Regions from separate parts of the Homo sapiens genome. Here region 2 is linked to region 1. Evidence: chromatin loops called from intact Hi-C (ENCODE). Cell type or tissue: endothelial cell of umbilical vein. All regions are shown on one strand.

Region 1 (5,000 bases):
AGACATCATACAGTTATATTTATGAATAAGGGATAAGAGTCAATACTGGTACTTATCATCCATGCTATGCGTGCAAGTGATTTCTATAATCTAGTGGATAGATACCAGTCCAGTTGCAAGGCAGATTTTAAGTACTCCATAAGGTAATGTATATTTTTTCAAATAATAAATTTGTATCCATATTATTTTAACTTGATTAAATTATGTTCTAAAATAGGTGTGGATCCAGATTAGTGAAGGACATATATACTAATATATATGTATATTTGTGTGTTGCATTTGAAATAATGCTTAGTAGAAGCCATGAAACTTAGCCAACACAAGTGTTAATGACTCACAGTGTTTCAACTTAAAGGCTAAAATAAAATGACTGAATTTAGAGATGCAGTAACTTACAGAATATATTAAGGATTCTTATAATAATGCATTTTCTACACAGTTTAATAATTAAAAATATTTGTCACATAATATAGAAATTTTAAGAGTAAATTATTTGGAACAAACTAAAATAAATAATGGCATTATCAGACATTGATCAAAGAGGAAAAAGTAAAATACCACTTTTTAGTCATTTTTAAAATACGTTCTTTAAAAAATAACATTAGATGACTAAGCACGTGAAATAAGAAAAATGTACAGGGCAACTCATTTATAGTAATTCAACCTTCATCTTCTTTTTTAGTTACTGTAAAAAATCTATTACAACTTCAATTTGGTAGTGAACTATAGCCATCTACTGGAAATGAACAGTTAAAGCAAATGTTTAATATGTTTCTAAGAAACCAGTATTCTTTGTGCTTAATATAGCAGACCAGAAAAATGAACAATCTTACATATAAGATAAATTTAATTTGTTATATCAGCCTCATGATCTCAAATTTGTAAAGATATATTATGTAGTAGTTTAACATGTTATTTTTAATATAAATTTTCTACTTATAGTTTTCTATCATTAAGAAAATTTCTTGGTCTCTTATCCTACTTTTCCAAAGTCTCACATTCTTAAATCATGTAGCTACACAAATTCAAAAATTACTAAAAGTTTTAAGTTAAATTAGCTGGCAAGTGAGTTCCTTTAGTTACCAAATTATAAACTAGAGGTATAACCACAGTGTTTGCACTATATTTTTCAGTTTGGCACTGAAAGAATTTTCATAGAAATGAAATCAAAGAAATTTGTTTAAAGTCTGGCCAAAACATTGCCTTTATTTTTCTGTCAGAAAAACCATTAAAAATAATAATTCTACTTAAATGCCAGAGGTGCTGCCATGTTTACTGCCTTAATCAGATTAGAGGGAGACTAATAGGACTAACTATACCTACTGGTAAATAATAAGGTCATTCTTGATGTCAAGAAATTAAAATATTATCCTGTATTTTATACTTCCTCAAATGGTCCTTCAATAACAAATTTCTAATAGTATGCCTACTACCAATTTCTCTTTTTTAGTAGAAATGATCAGCAGCAGAATTATTCCTTGAATTATCAAGACCTACGATTGTCAATGCAACGATTTCATGTCTGTTATTGCTAATGTAAAACTAAATATTTTGAAGTATTGATACTTAAAAGTCTGTAATTGAGCACTCATTAAAATTATATCGATGGACATAAATTTCACTCAAAAAAAGGAGTCCAATGAATAATATATTAGCATGTTCATGATAACACATAAGCCAACAATGTCAATTCATTTTTTTCTAAAAAATAGCTAAAATCATCATTTTATTTCAAATAGCATACATCATTTCAATAAGTTATCATAAGGAAACACTAAGTGTGCATAATTACGTTAGTTTTTGATAATCTACTGATGCTTTAAATAATGTATAAGCATGAGCTTTTTTCCAACATGTTAGTTTGTAGTATCGCTATTTTGTAAAAGACATTACTGAAATTGAAACTAATCACTATGAATCAATATATGAAGATTCAATAAATATAAGCATATCGATACATGTTAAATATATTTAGCATTTAATTGCTAAAAACCCATTGTCCCTATACTAAAGATCTGAGTCAAAAATAGATTCAACTTTTATGGTTAGTAATATTTCACAATAGTTCTGCAAATATATATTAATAATATACTGAGATTACAAAATTATAATTTTATAAACCATAGACATAAAAAGGCCCATCATTTTCTAGGTGTTTAAACCTAAGTTACTATTACTAACTTCAGTTGGCAAATGGCAGGTTTAATGGACACAATATTCTTTTGTTACTCAAAATATAGACAACTGAGAATATGACGCTTAAATAAACTTTTAAAGAGATTCAACTTGAAATCCCTGCAACTAAAACAGCATAATCTACAATAGCCAAACAGAAAACTTCATAGCAACTAGATATTTTGATTGGAAAACCATATATCCAAGAGAACTGCAATGACATCAATTTCCTTACCACAGACATCTATGGCTATCTTGATAGGCTTAATTTGGTTCAACAAAATGTCACATCACACAAACCATGTTCAGTGAATTCTACAAAATCTAAATACAGAACATAGGGTGTGGAGTCAAATATAAATTGTTTAATAAATTTCAAATCTCTAGAATTTTCCGTTTTTCAACCAATCCACATCTAGCAAGCTTTGCTAATAACCTCCCTTGTTTTTATGGAACATGTCCAGTCATAGCTTATATGACTGATTTGAAATGCAAGCTTAAATTTATTCCAAACTCACTAATGATCAGCTATAAACACCTAACATACCCTATATGTGAGAGGTGACTGAAACTGAGAAAATGTAATTTACCGAAGGAGAAACTAAACTGTGTTATGTGCATTGGTTCTGACTTAGGAAAGTTTTGCCAATAGTTCTTTGTTTTGATTTTTCAGACCAAGGGAGGAAGCACCTCGGGAAGTTGTAATATGAAACTAATGGAGAAAAATATAGCACCCACCCCTGAAAACCTTTTGTATTGTTTCAATCACAAAACTTACCCCAGTAGAAGTGTTAGAGTAACATAATATTGCCCTCTGCTGGTCCTTCATGATTTTTACATCTAACTGCCTTAGTTTAAGTTCTCAGCATGGGGGGAAAATATAAGCAATATTCATGTAATAAGCAAAAACAAATAATAAAGATTAAAATACCGTAAGTTCCACAGTAACGTTTCCATGATATATATTTTTATTTTATATTTAGTTTAAACAGGAAAAGGCTACGATGTATTTTGAAATTGCTCGATGAATAAAAACCCTAGCAAGTATTAAAACCCTTTATTTCTAGAAATATAATCATACTGCTGTCTTCCAACAATCAAATGTGTTTTAGATAATGATAGGAAACAGAAATATGCTGAATATTTTGGCAACGCTATAAAAAGGTACTTAACTTTGATCTTTAGATATTTTTCTGCTGTAATTTTAAGTGATTTCCTACATTATAGCTCTGAATAATATTTTCAAAAGCCTCTTTAAAAGGGTAGAAAAAAGGGGGACTATACTGTACTTGAATGGAAAAGCTGCTCTACTTGATGATATCAAATTCTTGAGCAAACTTTCCATGAAGTCATCTTTACCTACAGGAAGTCAATTAAAATCTGACAGGAGAGATTAAGGGCTCTGTGACAGATTTCACTGGTCTGTACTCAGTATAGACACAGCAATGCTATAACATTGAAGTTACAATGAATATTTAACAATCCAACGACTAACTACTCCAGCAGAGTTTTCAAAATAATGTGATGTCCCTATTTGTTAGAGCAAGTTCACTCTGGCATCAATTAAATCATGAACTGTCATCTTGATTGCTCTCTTTGTTGAGGGACAGCACATTTCCATCTAAGGATCACCTCGGCTTTATATCTCTGCAAGACAATTCATAATTCTGAGCAGCAGAATGAATGCACAAATTACATTCTTCAACCTTTTACTCCCACTAAATCTTTCCTTTTTTCCACTTTGCTGAGCCTGAATATTTTATTCCTCCATCAAATATGCATCCCATTAATTAAGTTAAATTACTTCTGACTGCCAAATATTCTCTGTCGATGACTGTCAACAGAAAATACATGGCTGTGAACTTCTAATGACACAGTCTCGCTTAAACATGAGTTACAACCTTCACGCAGGCATCTACAGGCAAATTATCGGCCTCTTCTTCAAAACCGGGCTGAAATTAAATGCTGGTTTCTTTTTCTTCAGCTTTTAACAAGTACACAATAGATGACACTCGTACTTGACAAAGCAAGTACTGCAATTTTAATTATATACCTTTTCCTCATCTTTTAATTGCTGTTGTTAATCAGTCATTAACTTCTTCCCAAAGTGCAAGATTCTTAAATCTCCTTCAAAACATTTCGGCTCAATAAATTCCATCGCTCTTCATAACTAACATATAATTTTGTCTATTTTTAAAACTGTCATTTTCCAAACAGGGTATTTTTAATGTGCTCTTTAAGGATGACAGTAACAGGGTTTTAATCATAACTTGCATAAAATTATCACTCTCTAACACATCAAGACTAAAACAACCCAGAAAGACTTAAATGGGTTGTTTAAGAATAATTTTGTAACATAAACACCAAAATTTCTATCTTTACCCTTGAGCTACAGTCCCACCAAGCTAAGGGGGGAAATATTATATTTATATATAGATAGATAGATAGATAGACACACACACACATATATAGCAATTTCTTGCCCCCTCCACTACAGAAATGGAAATGTAGTTCTCAATAATTTATTATGCTCTCTATCACAGTATAATCATTAGTGCAAAAATATTTAATTACAGTGAAACTGTTATGACATTACTATAAAGCCAGTAAATTTTTTTCTACACCTTAAGATAATGTGTTCTTTGGGGTAACAAACAATATTCCCGTGGCCCACCCCTTCCATGAATACTTCAAAAATGCCACCTAGGCCCTATGTAAGTGTTCTCTGTCTCTCTCACAAAGAGAACCTGCAAAGTCTGTGAGTTTGCCTGTTTCATACATGAGCCCACCCTAAAGTGTATGACCAAGTGCAGACCCCTGTCAAC
Region 2 (5,000 bases), 1.7 Mb before region 1:
TGTCATCCAGGCTGGAGTGCAATGACACTATCTCAGCTCACTGCAACCTCTCTCTCCCGGGTTCAAGTGATTCTCCTGCCTCAGCCTCCTGAGTAGCTGGGATTACAGGCGTGCACCACCACGTCTGGTTAATTTTTGTATTTTCAGTAGAGACAGGGTTTCACCATGTTGGTGAGGCTGGTCTTGAACTCCTGACTTCGTGATCCACCCGCCTCGGCCTCCCAAAGTGCTGGGATTACAGGCATGAGCCACCGCACCCAGCCGCTGATGACGCTCTTAATGAGAACTGTTTTATTATTATTTGACAACTATTAAAGAAGAGCTGATCATACTCTCTGAGGACAGGAATTACTTAATAGAAACCAGTGAACACCCCGCGATGTTTAGACCTGTAGTTTCAGGCCTCCAGCCCTGCTGGGATGAAGTGCCTGCGAGGATGGGTTCCGTCACTGGCTTTTACTGGGCTGGTAAAGGGAAACTCAGCCGATTTCTCAGCATTTCACATGTTACCTTATCTGGGTGGCTCTTTTCTCGGGCTTGTGAGTGTCCTAAGCTGCCTCAGATCTGCCCTGGCCGTTCTGAAATGGAGGTGGACTTGGAAAAAGAAAAAGGCTTTTCCTGTTTATTGGGGCGGTGCTAGTTGGACAGAATTCCGGAGAGGACGGGCGATTCTCTGCGGGATCAGGTGGTGACGGTTTTCTGGGTGCCTCTGCCCGGTGCTCTGGGAGGTGCTGAGCAAAGGACACCGCGTGGGGCCGTGGGAGGGTGAGAGGCTCTGGTCACGGCACAGACTTCCCACGGGGGGAAAGCGGGCGATTGACTGTCACGGGGCAGCTTAGGGGCTGCTCCCTGAGGCTGTGCCGGCACCAGGCGGCTCCGGATCCCCCCGTCAAGGGGCCTGCTCTGCGGCCCGACCACAACACGGGTGAGCAGGACGCGGTGCCCGCAGAGAGTGGGCCTGCCACCCGGAGGGAAGCGGCGCAGGCAGCCTGCTGTCCCCGGGTCCCGCCGCTTTCGCAAAGAGCCAGCCGGCTCCGGCCACGATCGTCTTTGCAGCCCGAGGTCAGGTTGGATGGCTGGGATTGCTGAATACACACAGGCCGGCGGGTCCACACTGAAAGTGCGTTTCGGTGACCACTTAGGAAGCTGCCATTGGCTTTGCAATTCTGGGGCCACCTGTGGGGCCTGGCCCACCTTGCGCCGGGAAGGCGGTGGCCCCAGCTGTCCTGGCCCCACTCTGAAGTGGCCACTCCCCCGGCTCTCTGCTCTCCAGAAGCTGCTGCTGGGCGTCCTACACCCGTGGCGCAGGCTCAGGTGTGATTTCAACCTGCGACCCTGGATCCAGGAGTGGCCCCCTTCAGTGTGAGAAGAGCCCCCGCCGAGACAGGCAGTTATTCAAAGAAAAGTCTCGTGACAAATACACAGTTAGGTTTTTGTTAGGGATTTGCCTTACATTAATTTTAAAATCAGAGAGTTAGAAAACTTGAAGGTTGAAACACTCTTCAGGGACCACGCAGTCTAAAATTTTCCGTCAGGCTGAGGTCTGGAGAGGCTGTGCGTTCACAGGTCCTTAGTGAGCCCCTTCAGTTTTACTCTATGTTTCTGTTATTTTATTTTTTATTTTTTTTGGTATTTTTAGTAGAGACGGGGTTTCACCGTGTTAGCCAGGATGGTCTCTATCTCCTGACCTCGTGAGCCACCCGCCTCGGCCTCCCAAAGTGCTGGGATTACAGGCGTGAGCCACCGCGCCCGGCCGTTTCTGTTATTGTTACATCGTCAAGATTACATTTGCCTTTCAGGTTTTCTGCGTTAAGCACCTTTTCTCTCCATTGCGTTCTCACCACCTTGTCCCCCTCGGTTTTGCATTCTTCACTCTTCTCAATGTAGCTTAACTTTCCCCACATTCTCTCTGCTTACTAAGAAGCGGGAAAGACGGCCTTCCTGTGTTCTGACATTTTTCCTGGGTTTGCCCCGTGCAGTGCCCCCGGGAACAAAAGGGCCTGTCCTCCCTTGGCGTGCAGGCCAGCAGGACAGGTACTCATTTAGCCTTGGGGCTTCCCCGCCTTCGCCTTCGTACTTTCGCCTCCCGCAGAATGTGCCAGAATCAGTTCTCAGGGGAGTTCTCAGCGCTTCTCTAGTAAGCAGGGATGGAAGTGATTGCAAACCAACAGTCAAAGGGACCATCTCTCCGCGCCCGATCTTCCTTTATCCGTTTTTGAAGGGCTTCTCTAATTTCTTCTCAAAAGCCCGTTTTCCTGAAGTTGCCCTCTTCCACCACTAGATGGCAGGCGGACGTCACACATGAATGTAAAGCAACGCCGAATGCAAATTCATTCACCTCGTTGTCTTCAGCCAGCATAAATTAAGCACCCGCTGCATGCGGAAGGGGCTACCAAGATGAAGATGACATGCTTGGCCCCCGGGGCCACACGGTGCTTGGCAGGGTGACACAGGCCCACGGTGATGAGGGTATGCGCTGTTTGCCCGCGGATCTTGACGGAACCCCTGCCACATTCGCGCTGACTTCCAGGCACTGGAGATTCAGCAGCTCAGAAGTCGAGGGCCCATCTCTCATGGGGTTTTGTGTTCTCCTAGGGTTGCAAGCAGTAATCAGACAAGCAGATACATGCAGACATCTCAGAAAGAGACAAGTGCGACAGGCAGAGCCTGGCAGGGGGTCTGGAGGCGGAGAACTTGGTCTCATCCCAGGGCCTCTGCATGCAGGCCGAGCAGTCAACAGCACTCAGGGCGCAGGAGAGGACAAGGACTGGAGGGAGACCGCTGCATGCGCCCAAGGAAGGGAGACCTTCCACACCGGAGCTCCGCACAGGAGCAGGAGGGAGGGCAGGCCAGAGAGCAGGGCGCGTGGCTGCATTCTCCCGGCCGCGCAGACCCTGCTAAGGCGTGTTGCCCGGTGGGTGACATAATCTGATTTGTGTTTGTCAAAGACAAACATAAATTGGCTCTTGGCTGTTGGCAGTTGGCAGAATGGATCTCCCTGCCTGTGTGGAATGTACTTTGGTAGTGGACACAAAAGCTGAAAGCCGTTGTTCACAGGCCCTGGAGGAGGCTGGAGCAGGTGGGCGGGAGCTGTGGGGCTTACAGGACCTGCATGGCTGGACAAGAGAAGGGTTCTGGGTGGATGCCCCCTGGCCTCCTGGGCCTGACTGAGCAGCCTCAGACCTGGAGCAGCCTCAGGCCTGGGTGCCTGGGCCTCGGGGTGTGTGAAGTGGTGTGATTGACTCAACGTGGGGAGGATGGGAGAGGAACGCGTGATTTGGGGGTAGGACCTGGAGTTCTTGGGGGTTCAGGGAAGCATCGTCCACAGCTACCCACATGGGTCTGCATTTATGAAGGCAACTAGCGGCTGGGGATGGAAAGTCTGAGTGCTCGGAAGGTGTCTCCAGGCTGGAGAGTGGGTGCCTTGAGGGCGGAGCAGGGCTCGGCGTGAGCTGGAGGAGCGGTGGGAGCCCCCCTTCATCTTGGGCTCAGAGAATGAGGGGAAGAGCCCTGAGCAGCACAGGGAGAGGCTGCCCACGTGGCTGAGGGGGCAGGAAGAGGACAGCCGGGCTCAGGGACCAGGAGCGCGAGGGGGGCAGCAGCTGAGGGGGCACCTGGGGCATCTGGGGACGGCTCTCACTGGGCCGGCTGGAGGTGTGAGGCAGAGGACACAGATGTTCCGTTTTGGGGAATAGTTTCCTTCTTCCTAAGCGGGACAGGAGTGTATTTGCCTGCTCAGGCTGCCACACAGGACGCCAGGCCTGGGCAGCTTCACAGCCGGGTCTTTTTCCACCCATCATGTCCTATCAGGTGTCCACCCTAGTGACCTCACGTAACCTTCATGACCTCCTAAAAGACCCTGTCTCCACACCAATCAGGTTGGGGGTGAGGGTCTCATACTGCGGGTGACAGGGAGATGGAGCTCAGCCTAGAGCAGGGTCCCCCACCCTGGGAGGAGGCTGGGGAGGAGCAGGTGCAGGAGGAGGGGCTGGCCACTCAGACATGGGCCTCAAGGATGATGCAGGGGAAACTGAGGCAAGGCACGCCTCCTTCCTGTCTTGCCTGGGGCTGGCTCCTGAGCACCAGCCTCACAAAGCTGGACCGGGCAGGTGCGAGCCTCAGGGCTTTCTATGACCTGGGGAGGCTGCAGTGTGGTAAAGAACCAGGCAGAGGCCAGCACCCCGGTGCCTCAAGGGACGCAGTAGGGTGGGGAACAGAAGGGGTACAGGCCGTGACTCCTCACAGTGGGGGGCGTGGGGCTGGGCTGCCTCCCGTCATCTTTACTGGTGGAGTGCTTTGTGGAGAGTGTGTGAGCCGATGGCTGGTTTGAAAGGCGGGAAGCCGAGAGCTGATTGTTCAGAGAGAAACTGGTGGCGGAGCAAGGCTGACCAAATTGTCAAGCCCACATTGTCATGGTTGAGGGACTTTGTGCCTCTGGGACTGCCGTAAGGAGCAACGGCTCCTCAGGCTGGCCCGATACAAATGACGTTTGATTCTCAGACTAAAACGAGGGCTCAGGTACTCTGGGGAGAGGATGTGCCGTGGGGCCTCCGCAGGGACCCAGTGTCCCCGGGAGCCAGGTGTGGTCCTGGCCGCCCACGGCCCCAGCCCTGAGTCTACCCCCGGGTTCTGTCCCGCTGTCCCCTGTCTGGATGGAATTCGTCTGCTCAGCTGTCTGCCTGCGTGTGGCCTCCAGTGGCTGCACCAGCCCCTGGATCTACGCGACCCTTGGCTCAGGCTGGGAGCTCACAGGCAGAGTTTATCCCTATCCCAGGCCTGGGCTCCTAAGAGAGGACGTGGCAGTCCCTGCTTACCTCTCGCAGGCCAATGGTGGGCCACAAGAGCCGCTCATGCCCCACCGGCCCGGCCCTGACTAGTCAGTTCCAGCCAACCGCTGGGGACCTTGGGCAGTGCAGGCTCAGCTGAGGCCAGGCAGGAAGGATGCCACCCTTCGGACGCAGTTCCGGAGCCCGTGGGGAGGTGGGAGGCAGGACGCAGCA

What was found. A loop is a pair of places that touch in the nucleus more often than their neighbours do. Peaks named below come from ENCODE experiments on the same cell type or tissue, not always from the same donor. Only the 100,000 strongest peaks of a DNase experiment are listed, where the experiment ranks them.
Region 2: it touches region 1 in a loop (17-fold over the local background); 53 of 110 quality-filtered maps call a loop at or near these places.

The regions. Positions count from the first base shown.
Region 1 is chr18:74,650,564-74,655,563 of GRCh38, reverse strand. The region is part of intron 3 of ZNF407 (zinc finger protein 407); the gene reads right to left. Among named protein-coding and RNA genes, the nearest start is that of ZNF407, 55 kb to the right of the region's middle. In endothelial cell of umbilical vein, a CTCF peak has its summit at 2,993 (motif pointing left); a DNase peak (open chromatin) is centred at 2,903; H3K27ac peaks cover 345 bases.
Region 2 is chr18:76,346,546-76,351,545 of GRCh38, reverse strand. No RefSeq gene overlaps it. Among named protein-coding and RNA genes, the nearest start is that of LINC01893, 140 kb to the right of the region's middle. In endothelial cell of umbilical vein, a CTCF peak has its summit at 2,268 (motif pointing right); a DNase peak (open chromatin) is centred at 2,285.